Linked DNA regions of Homo sapiens: region 2 is linked to region 1. Evidence: chromatin loops called from intact Hi-C (ENCODE). Cell type or tissue: CD4-positive, alpha-beta T cell. All regions are shown on one strand. Links, peaks and the distances in the headings refer to the core of each region. The heading gives the core; the rest is flanking DNA.

What was found. A loop is a pair of places that touch in the nucleus more often than their neighbours do. Peaks named below come from ENCODE experiments on the same cell type or tissue, not always from the same donor. Only the 100,000 strongest peaks of a DNase experiment are listed, where the experiment ranks them.
Region 2: it touches region 1 in a loop (8-fold over the local background); 19 of 110 quality-filtered maps call a loop at or near these places.

Annotation. Positions count from the first base shown.
Region 1 is chrX:48,645,638-48,651,015 of GRCh38, forward strand. The region is part of intron 1 of LOC124905186 (a long non-coding RNA gene); the gene reads left to right. Among named protein-coding and RNA genes, the nearest start is that of WAS, 35 kb to the right of the region's middle. RefSeq lists an enhancer at 2,767-3,429. In CD4-positive, alpha-beta T cell, for the core only: a CTCF peak has its summit at 2,774; a DNase peak (open chromatin) is centred at 2,824.
Region 2 is chrX:48,943,188-48,948,565 of GRCh38, forward strand. It overlaps OTUD5 (OTU deubiquitinase 5), which reads right to left. Exons shown (of 9, transcript NM_001136157.2): 2 at 1,003-1,096. Among named protein-coding and RNA genes, the nearest start is that of OTUD5, 12 kb to the right of the region's middle. In CD4-positive, alpha-beta T cell, for the core only: CTCF peaks have their summits at 2,751 (motif pointing left) and 2,950; a DNase peak (open chromatin) is centred at 2,764; H3K27ac peaks cover 446 bases.

The DNA.
Region 1 (5,378 bases), core at 271-5,270:
CACCACACCCAGCTAATTTTTCTTTTTCTTTTTCTTTTTTCGTAAAGACAGGATTTCGCCATGTTCGCCAGGCTGGTCTCGAACTCCTAGCCTCAAGCCATCCTCCCAACTTGGCCTCCAAAAGTGCTGGGATTATAGGCAATGAGCCACCATGCCCTGCCTAATTTTCTTACAATTTCAAAATATAAATATCATATCTTAATAATTTATAATGACGTCACCAATATTCTCCCTATTGTCTCAAAAAAGTGGCAACCTTTGCAGAAGGGAGGATCTTCTAAAAGAACAAAATGAAAAAAGATAAGAATTCTAACTTGGGTCTTGCGCCGGGCATTGCCTGAAGCAGACAGCCAGAGGCAATCTTTCAGGAATGGAGTGAGGAAGAAATGGGGAGGGAGAGGTAAGCCTGGGGGTTCTGTGGGCAGCAGGAATCTTCAGCTGCTGGGAGGTAAGGGGACTTCTAAGAAAGTGGATGTCCTCTGTTTGACTTTGTTATATTTTCTGCTGTGTGGCCCGGGCTTGTCAGCTTGTCATCTTTCTCCCTTGGCCCTATAAACACAGAGAAACAGAGAAAAGAACAAGAATTCTGGGGACAGTGGAATTAGAACCAGAGGTGACCAAAGGGACATATTATCCAGGTGGTAACTGCCGGAAGTAGATGTTCTTTAACAGTTTAAAAAGTGATGATGAGGCCAGGCACAGTAGCTCGCGCCTCTAACCCCAGCACTTTGGGAGGCCGAGGTGGGTGGATCACCTGAGGTCAGGAGTTCAAGACCAGCCTGGCCAGCATGGTGAAACCCTGTCTCTACTAAAAATACAAAAAATTAGCCAGGCATGGTGGCATGTGCCTGTAATTCCAGCTACTTGGAAGGCTGAGGCAGGAGAATCACTTGAACCTGGGAGGCAGAGGTTGCAGTGAGCCGAGATCGCACCACTGCACTCCAGCCTGGGCAACAGAGTGAGACTCCGTCTCAAGAAAAAAAAAGTGATGATGATGATGACAGAAAGAATACAATGTAGAAAAGCTTAGACCCTTGGCTAATGGGGCTTTGTTTAACCACATAGGATTTAATCCCAACCACTTCTGCCAAAATTTTGTTCTCTAGAGGCCCTATTCTTTGCTTTCTTTATTATTATTATTATTATTATTATTATATTATTTTTTTTAGAGTTGAGGAGTCTGGTTCTGTCACCCAGGCTGGAGTGCAGTGGTGTGATCTTGGCTCACTGCAACCTCTGCCTCCCAGGTTCAAGCAATTCTCCTGCCTCAGCCTCCTGAGTAGCTGAGATTACAGGCGTGTGCCACCACGACTGGCTGATTTTTGTATATTTATTTATTTATTTATTTATTTTCTGAGACCGAGTCTTGCTTTGTTGTCCAGGCTGGAGTGCAGTGGTGCGATCTTGGCTCACTGCAACCTCTGCCTCCCAGGTTCAAGCAATTCTCCTGCCTCAGCCTCCCAAGTAGCTGGGATTACAGGCACCCACCACCGTGCCTGGCTAATTTTTGTATTTTTAGTAGAGACGGGGTTTTACCATGTTGGCCAGGCTGGTCTTGAACTCCTGACCTCAGGTGATCCACCCACCTCGGCCTCCCGAAGTGCTGGGATTACAGATGTGAGCCTCTGCGCCCGGCCAATTTTTGTATTTTTAGTAGAGACGGGGTTTCACACTGTTTTTCCCAAAGTGCTAGGATTACAGGTGTGAGCCACCTCACCTGGCCCCATTCTTTTGCTTTCTACCCTTTCTTAACCCTGTTCCCAAAATGTATGCGTCTGTGGCTGGAATATGTTAAAGGGAAGTAGCTTTCCACCTCTGTATTGGTTCATTCTGACTCTGCTTTTTCTTGCACCTGTGCTCTTCTTTTTAAAATGTTTTTGAGTGTTTTTATTTAACACTAATACACATTGGGTTTGGCCAAATAGATGTCTTTTCATCCCTGTGCCCCTCTGCAATGATACATTTCTGGAGAGGAGAGGCCAGGCAGGTTTCATTATCCTTACACATTACCTGGCAAGCTGCCATGTGCAACAGGTATTTAATACATATTTTTTGAAAAACAATCTCTCATGTCTTTGGAATCATTGGGAACTACAACCAAGTGAAGGCAGTAGAAGTTGGTGGCTGATGAAGTGCCTACAATGCATGCTATTTCTATAGGGAAGATTCCAAACGTACGTCAATTGTTAGTAAAGGAATTGATAGAGGCCAGGCATGGTGGCTCATGCCTGTAATCCCAGCACTTTGGGAGGCCGGGGCAGGCGAATTGCTTGAGCCCAGGGGTTCAAGATGTAGCCTGGGCAACATTGTGAGATTCCGTCTCTACTAAAAATACAAAAATTAGCCACATGTGGTGGCTCACACCTGTAGTCTCAGCTACTTGGGAGGCTGAAGTGGAAGGATCGCCTGATTCCAGGAGTTCAAGACCACGCTGGGCAACATAGGGAGACCTCGTCACTACCAAAAATAAAAAAAATTATCTGGGCGTGGTGGCTCATGCCTGTGGTCCCAGCTACTTAGGAGGCTGAGGTGGGAGGATTGCCTGAGCCAAGGAGGTCGAGGCTGCAGTGAGCTGAGATCATGCCACTGCACTCCAGCCTGGGTGACAGAATGAAAGCCTGTCCCCCAAAAAATAAAATAATGAAATCATGAGCTAAACCAAGTACAAAATTAATAAATAAAAAGATTAAAAATAAAAATAAAATAAAGGAATGGATAGAAGGGATGAATTGTCAACAAGATCCCGATATGTTTTCCCTTCTGATTTCAAGTATCTAATTCAGTTATTCATTTTACCCTGAGGGTGGCAGCAGGAGTCTCTTCTATCGCCCAAGCGTTGCCAAGAGGCAACTTTTAGGTCACTCTGACATGAGCTAACAGATGCAGTTTCTGGTTAGAGAGCTTGGACAGATCCATGCCATTTCCTCTCCCTTACAAGGTTGGGGGGAAAGGCTGCGTGCGGCCTCAGGAAACCCTGGGGAGCAGCAGGGATCCTCCCCAGCTGTCGCCCAATTAGAAAGCCAGTGATTTAACAGAAGGCCAAGAAGACTCACAGGGCCAGGCCTGGGGTTCTCTTTGTTCCACCTTTTTTCCCATGCTGAGAAATGAAAGAGAAAAACATTGCATGACAAGAATTAATGGTGTCAAACAAATAGCATCAAAGACAATTTAAGTATTGCTCTTCTCTCTCGGAAATGGATGAAGACAAAGAGTAGTGGCTTCCTTTTTACCCATTAACTGCTCTACATTTGGAAAGAGCTGGTGGACAGTGTTTTCATACTGTATCCATTCAGCTTGATGCTTACAAATGTACAGTTCAGAAATTTTTCAAGGAAACAGTTTGCTACAAAGCACATAGTTTCCTCTGATCATAACCATGACCTCGTTTATAATCATAATCTTGTTTATAATCTCAGGATGCCAACATGCCCAAAATGACTTTGGAATCATTGTTTTAAAATTTCATCTTTTTTTAAGACTTTATTTTTTAGAGCAGTTTTAGGTTCATGGCAAAATTGAGCAGAAAGTGCAGAAATTTCCCAGATAACTCCTGCCCCTACACACCCACAACCTCTGTCACTATCACCACCCCTAACCAGAGCTGTACAGTTGTTGCAATTGATGAACCTGCAATTGACGCATCATCATCACCCAAAGTCCATAGTTTACATTATGACTCACTCGTGTTGTATATTTTATGGGTTTTGACAAAGATACAAGGACACATATCCATCATTGCAGTATCATGCAGAGTAGTTTCACTGCCCTAAAAATCCTCTGTGCTCCACTTATTCATCTCTCCTTCCCCTCAACTCCTGTAAACCACTAATCTTTTTACTGCCTCCTTAGTTTTGCCTTTTCCGGAATGTCATATAGTTGGAATCATACAGTATGTAGCCTTTTCAGATTGGCTTCTTTCACTTAGTATATCAGTCTGTTCTCATGCTGCTTATAAAGACATACCCAAGACTGGGTAATTTATAAAGAGGTTTAACGGAGTCACAGTTCCACGTGGCTGGGGAGGCCTCACAATAATGGTGGAAGGTAAAAGGCATGTTTTACATGGTGGCAGATAAAAGAGAATGTGGACCAAGCAAAAGGGTTTTCCCCTTATGAAACCATCAGATTTTGTGAGACTTATTCACTACCATGAGAACAATATGAGGGAAACTGCCCCCCATGATTCAGTTATCTCCCACTGGGTCTCTCCCACAACGCGTGGGAATTATGGGAGCTATAATTCAAGATGAGATTTGGGTGGGGACACAGCCAAACCTATCACTTAGTAATATGCATTTAAGTTTCCTCCATTTTTTTTTTTTTTTCTGAGACAGAGTCTCGCTCTGTCACCCAGGCTGGAGTGCAGTGGCGCGATCTCGGCTCTCTGCAACCTCCGCCTCCCGGGTTCAAGTGATTCTCCTGCCTCAGCTTCCTGAGTAGCTGGGATTACAGGCGTGTGCCACCACGCCCAGCTCATTTTTAGTAGAGATGGGGTTTCACCATGTTGGCCAGGCTGGTCTCAAACTCCTGACCTCAAGTGATCCACCTGCCTCCGCTTCCCAAAGTGCTAGGATTACAGGCATGAGCCACCGCGCCTGGCCTCTTCCATGTCTTTTTATGGCTTGGTAGCTCAGTTCTTTTTCTCACTGCATAATATTCCACTATCTGGATGTACCAGTTTATTTATCCACTCACCTACCAAAGGACATTTTGGTTGCTTCCATGTTTTTGCAATTATGAATAAAGCTGCTATAAACATTCCTGTGTGTAGATTTACGTGGGGACATAAGTTTTCAAGTCATTTGGGTAAATATCAAGGAATGCAATTACTGGATGGTATAGTAAGAGTATGTTTAGTTTTGTAAGAAGCCGCCAAACTGTCTTCCAAAGTGGCTGTGCCATTTTGCATTCTCATGAATGAGAGTTTCTGTTGCTCCACATCCTCGACAGCATTTGGTGTTGTCAGTGTGTTGTTTTCACCATTCTAATAGGTGTGTAGTGGCATCTCACTGTTGTTTTATTTTATTTTTTATTTTTTTAATTTTGAGACAGGGTTTCACTCTCGTTGCCCAGGCTGGAGTGCAATGGCGCGATCTTGACTCACCGCAACTTCCGCCTCCCAGGTTCAAGCAATTCTCCTGCCTCAGCCTCCCTAGTAGCTGGGATTACAGGCATGTGCCACCACGCCCAGCTAATTTTGTATTTTTAGTAGAGACGGGGTTTCTCCATGTTGGTCAGGCTGGTCTTGAACTCCTGACCTCAGGTGATCCGCCCGCCTTGGTCTCCCAAAGTGCTGGGATGACAGGCATGAGCCACTGCGCCCAGCCTAACTGTTGTTTTAATTTGCAAGTCTCTAATGACATATGATGTTGGGCATC
Region 2 (5,378 bases), core at 111-5,110, 300 kb after region 1:
GAGAACCACAGGGAGGATCAGGTCACATTCCCAGCTTCCCCTTCACCCTAGCACAGGACCTCACAACTACTTGTTGGGTCACAGATTCAGAGCCAAAATGGCCTCAAAGATCTAACTCAGACTGGATAACAGATGGTATTAAGGCATTATTAATTCTGTTAGGTGCAGTAATGGCATTTTGATTATGTTAAAAAGAAGAGAGTAAGTCTGTATCTGTCAGAGAAACATACAGAAATATTTATGAATGAAATGATCCAATGTCGGGGTTTTGCTTTAAAAATACTCTTCTTTCAGGGGAGTGAGAAAGAGTGGGCGGGATAGTGATGAAACAAGGCTGGCCACGTATTGACTATTTTGAAGCTGGATGATGGGTACATGAGGGTTCATCATTCTCTCTACTTTTATATAAGTTGAAAAAAAATTCTATGATATAAGAAATTTGTAAAGATCTAGTCTGATAGCCCCCATACACACAGATTGAGGAACAGAGACCCGCAACACACCAGAGATGGGATCTGGGTATAAACCTAGGGGTCATACAGCCCAGGGTGGCAGCAGTATGCTATGGTTAAGAGCATGGGCCTCAGACTAATCTAACCCAGACACTGAATCCCAACTCTACCACTTATTATTTCACTCCAGACAAGTCACCCACCATCTCTGAGCCACTTTTCTCATCTGACAAATGGAAGCAACAGTAGTCCCTACACTCACCTAGCTTAGAGGGGAATCAAAGAGGTTTCCTGTAGCACCTGACAATGTGTCCCAAAGGATATTATTTTCTTTATCATTCTTCTTGCTGTTATTATGCATATTAATCTTGCACCACTACAATGTCTCAAGACCCACGGCTAGAGGTCAGATACCAACTTGAGGCTGGAGCCTAGAGTCCCTAAAAGATTAGCTAGCTCTGCCTCAACCCTGTCTCAGGGGCTATTCCTGATAACTGGGACACAGCTTAGGGGCAGCCCTAGGCCCTTAAGGACTAAGGCAGAGACTCACCTACAGCCCGGAAGAGACAGGCGCCATCCTCCTTCATCTGCTTGATGATGAAGCCCTTCTTGTCTCGTAGGGCCTTTTCAAACCAATGCTCCTGCTGGAGGGAAGAGGTGGGGGTCAGCAACAGGGAAAACCTGTACTCCCTCCCCAGGGCCCCGACCTCAAGCTCCCGAGAGGCCTAGATCATTGACAGAGAGGACGCTGGCCAAGGTAAAGTTCTCAGCCCTGTTTGACCACTCCATGCATGTGAAGTAGGAGACTCTTTTAGGGAATTAGTTGCTGAGTGAAACTAAGACTTACTTCCAAAAGGGTCCTAGGTGCCCTGAGAACAGTGGCCCCATATGCCTTATGGCTTCTGTTGACCTTGCAGGGCCTGGCCCAGGGAGCCACACTGCCTCAGGCAGCCAGAGACTCAGACCCAGCAAGTGCCTGGGTGGAGAATGTGGCTCTACCTCAAGGAGTTTCATCTAGGAAAGGTGGTGAAGAGGGGGTAACTAGCAAGAGCCTAGATCCTGAACCTGACAAAGGGCTAGAGGATTCCAAGATATGCTGTAGGCCGGGCATGGTGGCTCACACCTGTAATCCCAGCACTTTGGGAGGCCAAGGTGGGTGGATCACCTGAGGTCGGGAGTTCGAGACCAGCCTGACCAACATGGAGAAACCCCGTCTCTAATAAAAATACAAAAGTAGTCAGGCGTGGTGGTGCATGCCTGTAATCCCAGCTACATGGGAGGCTTAGGCAGGAGAATCGTTCGAACCCAGGAGGTAAGAGGTTGCGGTGAGCTAAGATCACCCCATTGCGTTCCAGCCTGGGCAACAAGAGCGAAACTCTGTCTCAAAAAAAAAAAAAAGAGATATACTCTAGAAGGCAAAAGTGTGCAAACAATGTTCTCATCTGTGACTGAACACATTTAACAGATATCTACACATATATACATATGTATGTATACAAACACACGTACACAAAATTGGGAAGGCTAGACAGCAAAATATCCCTAAGTCCTGGTGTTATCAGCGATTTTATTGCACTTTCCCTTTTATAAAGTTACACTAAACCCAAAAAGCTTTGAAAATCAAGTCTTTTTTTTTTTTTTTTTTTTTTGAGATGCAGTCTCACTCTTTTGCCCAGGCCGGAGTGCAGTGGCACTATCTCGGCTCACTGCAAGCTCTGCCTCCCGGGTTCATGCCATTCTCCTGCCTCAGCCTCCCGACTAGCTGGGACTACAGGCGCCTGCCACCATGCCTGGCTAATTTTTTGTATTTTTAGTAGAGACGGGGTTTCACCATGTTAGCCAGGATGGTCTCGATCTCCTGATCTCGTGATCCACCCACCTCGGCCTCCCAAAGTGCTGGGATTACAGACATGAGCCACTGTGCCCGGCCCAAAAGTCTTTATCTAATTCATTTGGCATCATAACCTGACCAGAACTGACAAGAATCTATTTATCCCACTTGGGGTAAATATTCAAATATTTCAATGCAGAAAACATTCAGGTGTTTGATTATGAGGTGCTGCCTCAGACCCTGCTGGAGGTGTTATGTAACACAAAGTATACACACCAGGTAAGTTTTATAAATTGTTTTTTTCCTAAATTCCAAAGCACACCTGGCACCACGAAGGTTCAACTTAAATGAACCTGTACAAATGCCTATTTTTTAATTAAAAAAATAATGACCATATAACCTCTTAAAACATAATTTTCATTTCAAAACAAAACCAACCAGAAGCAGCAGACCTTTCCTGGGCCCCTCACGCCCTCTGCTGGCTACCAGAAGCAGCCAGCCTGACCTAGCAACAAGGCTGCAAACTACAGGATCCCAAGCCTGCTCCTTGTGGACACAGGCCTGCCCAGGGATTTATAGGATCTGGGGTATTAGAGACCAGACATAGGGGCCCACCTATCCGTAAGGCCATTTTTCCCCAGCTCAAGCAAGGGGTGGAACCCATCCCCTAAGAAAGCCAGAGGAGAAGCATCTCTGGCAAAGTTGTAAGCACAAGGTTTGGAACGCAAGAGCTCTGGGTTCCAACCCCAGCTTTGCCACACACTTGCTGTCTGTTATCACTCTCAGTTTCCTATAGAATGGGGGATATGTTGATCTACCGGACAGAGCTGTGAGGAGTTTCAGGACCTAAAGAAGCTTTGTAAATAACGTACCATATACTAGGGGAAGTTGTCGCCAATCACAGAAGGGGAGGAGATCAGCACAGAGATTATGCACAACTGAGAGACCCTCAGAAAGTCCCAGGTGAGTAGCGGGACAGGAGGGGAGGAAGAGGTGACAAGGGAATACCCAGCCAGTCCCATCATCAGGGCCCACACCCCAGGAAAATGTGGCTGGATTTCTAGAGATGACAAAGACACCTGGAAGCCCTTAATGAGCTTCCATGCGCAGCACAAGGACTCCTGTTTGTGCACAACATTCCAGTGGTCCAGGTGTCCCTCCTTGCCCCCAAGCCTGTGGATTAACACACTCCAGCCAGTTATGCCCAAGTCCATCCTGGCCACACATGGTCAGCCATCTCCCAGAGTCATGGGCCTGCCCCAGCCAGGGGTCTCCAGCAGGGATGGTGCAACCACAACTATAGTCCCAAACCTGACACAAGAATAGGTTCTTAAAAAGAAGGGAACACAGCGACTTCCTGGCTTTGGAGAGAGGGGAAAAAGAGAGGAGAAAAGGAGATCAAACAGGAGAGGGGCTCCTACTTATCCATTCAAGAAAGACTTACCAGGTAGCTACTAAGTAAGATACTGGGCTGGGCAGTGAGGACAGTGAAATGAATCAGACTTAGTCTCCACTCTTGATAAGCTCACAAACTACTTAGCAGAGGGGTAGGGAAACAGGTAACCACCACAAGGTATGAACAAGGCTGTGAAAAATGTAAATGCCAGGTGTTGTGAAACAGAAAGAGGCTGGGCGAAGTGGCTCTCGCCTGTAATCCCAGCACTTTGGGAGGCCGAGGCAGGTGGATCACTTGAGATCAAGAGTTCAAGACCAGCCTGGCCAACATGGTAAAACCTTGTTTCTACTAAAAAATACAAAAAAAAATTAACTGGGCATGGTGGTGCATGCCTGTAATCCCAGCTAAATCAGGAGGCTGAGGGAGAAGAATCGCTTGAACCTGGGAGACAGAAGTTGCAGTGAGCCGGGATCATACCACTGTATTCTAGCCTAGGCGACAGAGTGAGACTCTGTCTCAAAAAAAAGAAGAAAAGAAAAGAAACACAGTCATTGGGCCAGGCACGGTGGTTCACACCTGTAATCCCAGAACTTTGGGAGGCTGAGGTGGGCGGATCACCTGAGGTCGGGAGTTTGAGACCAGCCTGACCAACATGGAGAAACCCCGTCTCTACTGAAAAATACAAAATTAGCCAGGTGTGGTGGTGCATGCCTGTAATCCCAGCTACTCGGGAGGCTGAGGCAGGAGAATCGCTTGAACCCGGGAGGCGGAGGTTGTGGTGAGCCAAGATCGCACCATTGCACTCCAGCCTGGGCAATAAGAGCAAAACTCTGTCTCAAGGAAAAAAAAAAAAAAGAAAAAAAGAAACACAGTCATTAAGGCTAGCACCTGAGAGGAGGTGCCACCTGACCAAAGGATTAAAACACCAAGACCTCCAAAAATGCTTGTTAACTGGATGAGAAATGAAGTCACTTCTGCCACGAAGTACCAGGAATGCCTGGAGCCCAGCAATGAATTCAGTAGAGCTAAAGTTCTGGGTAGTACTAGGCAGGTAAGCAGGGAGGACCAGGAAGAAAGATGAACTCATATTAACTGAATACCTGCCCCATGCCAGATGCAAAGGGTGACCTCGTTTAATTTTCCTGACCACAGCCCAGGTGGCAGGAAACATTACCCTCACTTTACAAAGGCAGAAAGGAGGCCAGACACGGTGGCTCACGCCTGTAATCCCAGCACTTTGGGAGGCCAAGGCGGAAGGATCATCTGAGGTTAGGAGTTTAAGACCAGCCTGGCCGACATGGCGAAGCCTTGTCTCTACTGAAAATACAAAAAATTAGCAGGGCGTGGTGGCGTGTGCCTGTAATCCCAGTTACTTGGGAGGCTGAGACAGGAGAATCGCTTGAACTCGGGAGGTGGAGGTTGCAGTGAGCCGAGATGGCACCATTGCACCCCAGCCAGCCTGGGCAACAGAGCAAGACTATGTCTCAAAAACAAAAACAAAAACAAAACAAAAAACAAAAAAACAAAGGCAGAAAGAGAAAGGAGCTGGAGTTTGGATACCAGCAAAGCCTAGTGTAGAGGCAACAGGGAAGGCCCCCACGAGCCACAGCATGGAGGACATACCTTGCAGCCCATCCACAGAATATCCTGGTTTGTCTCTAAACATGAAAGAGACCTGAATAGGCCCCTCGCACTGCAG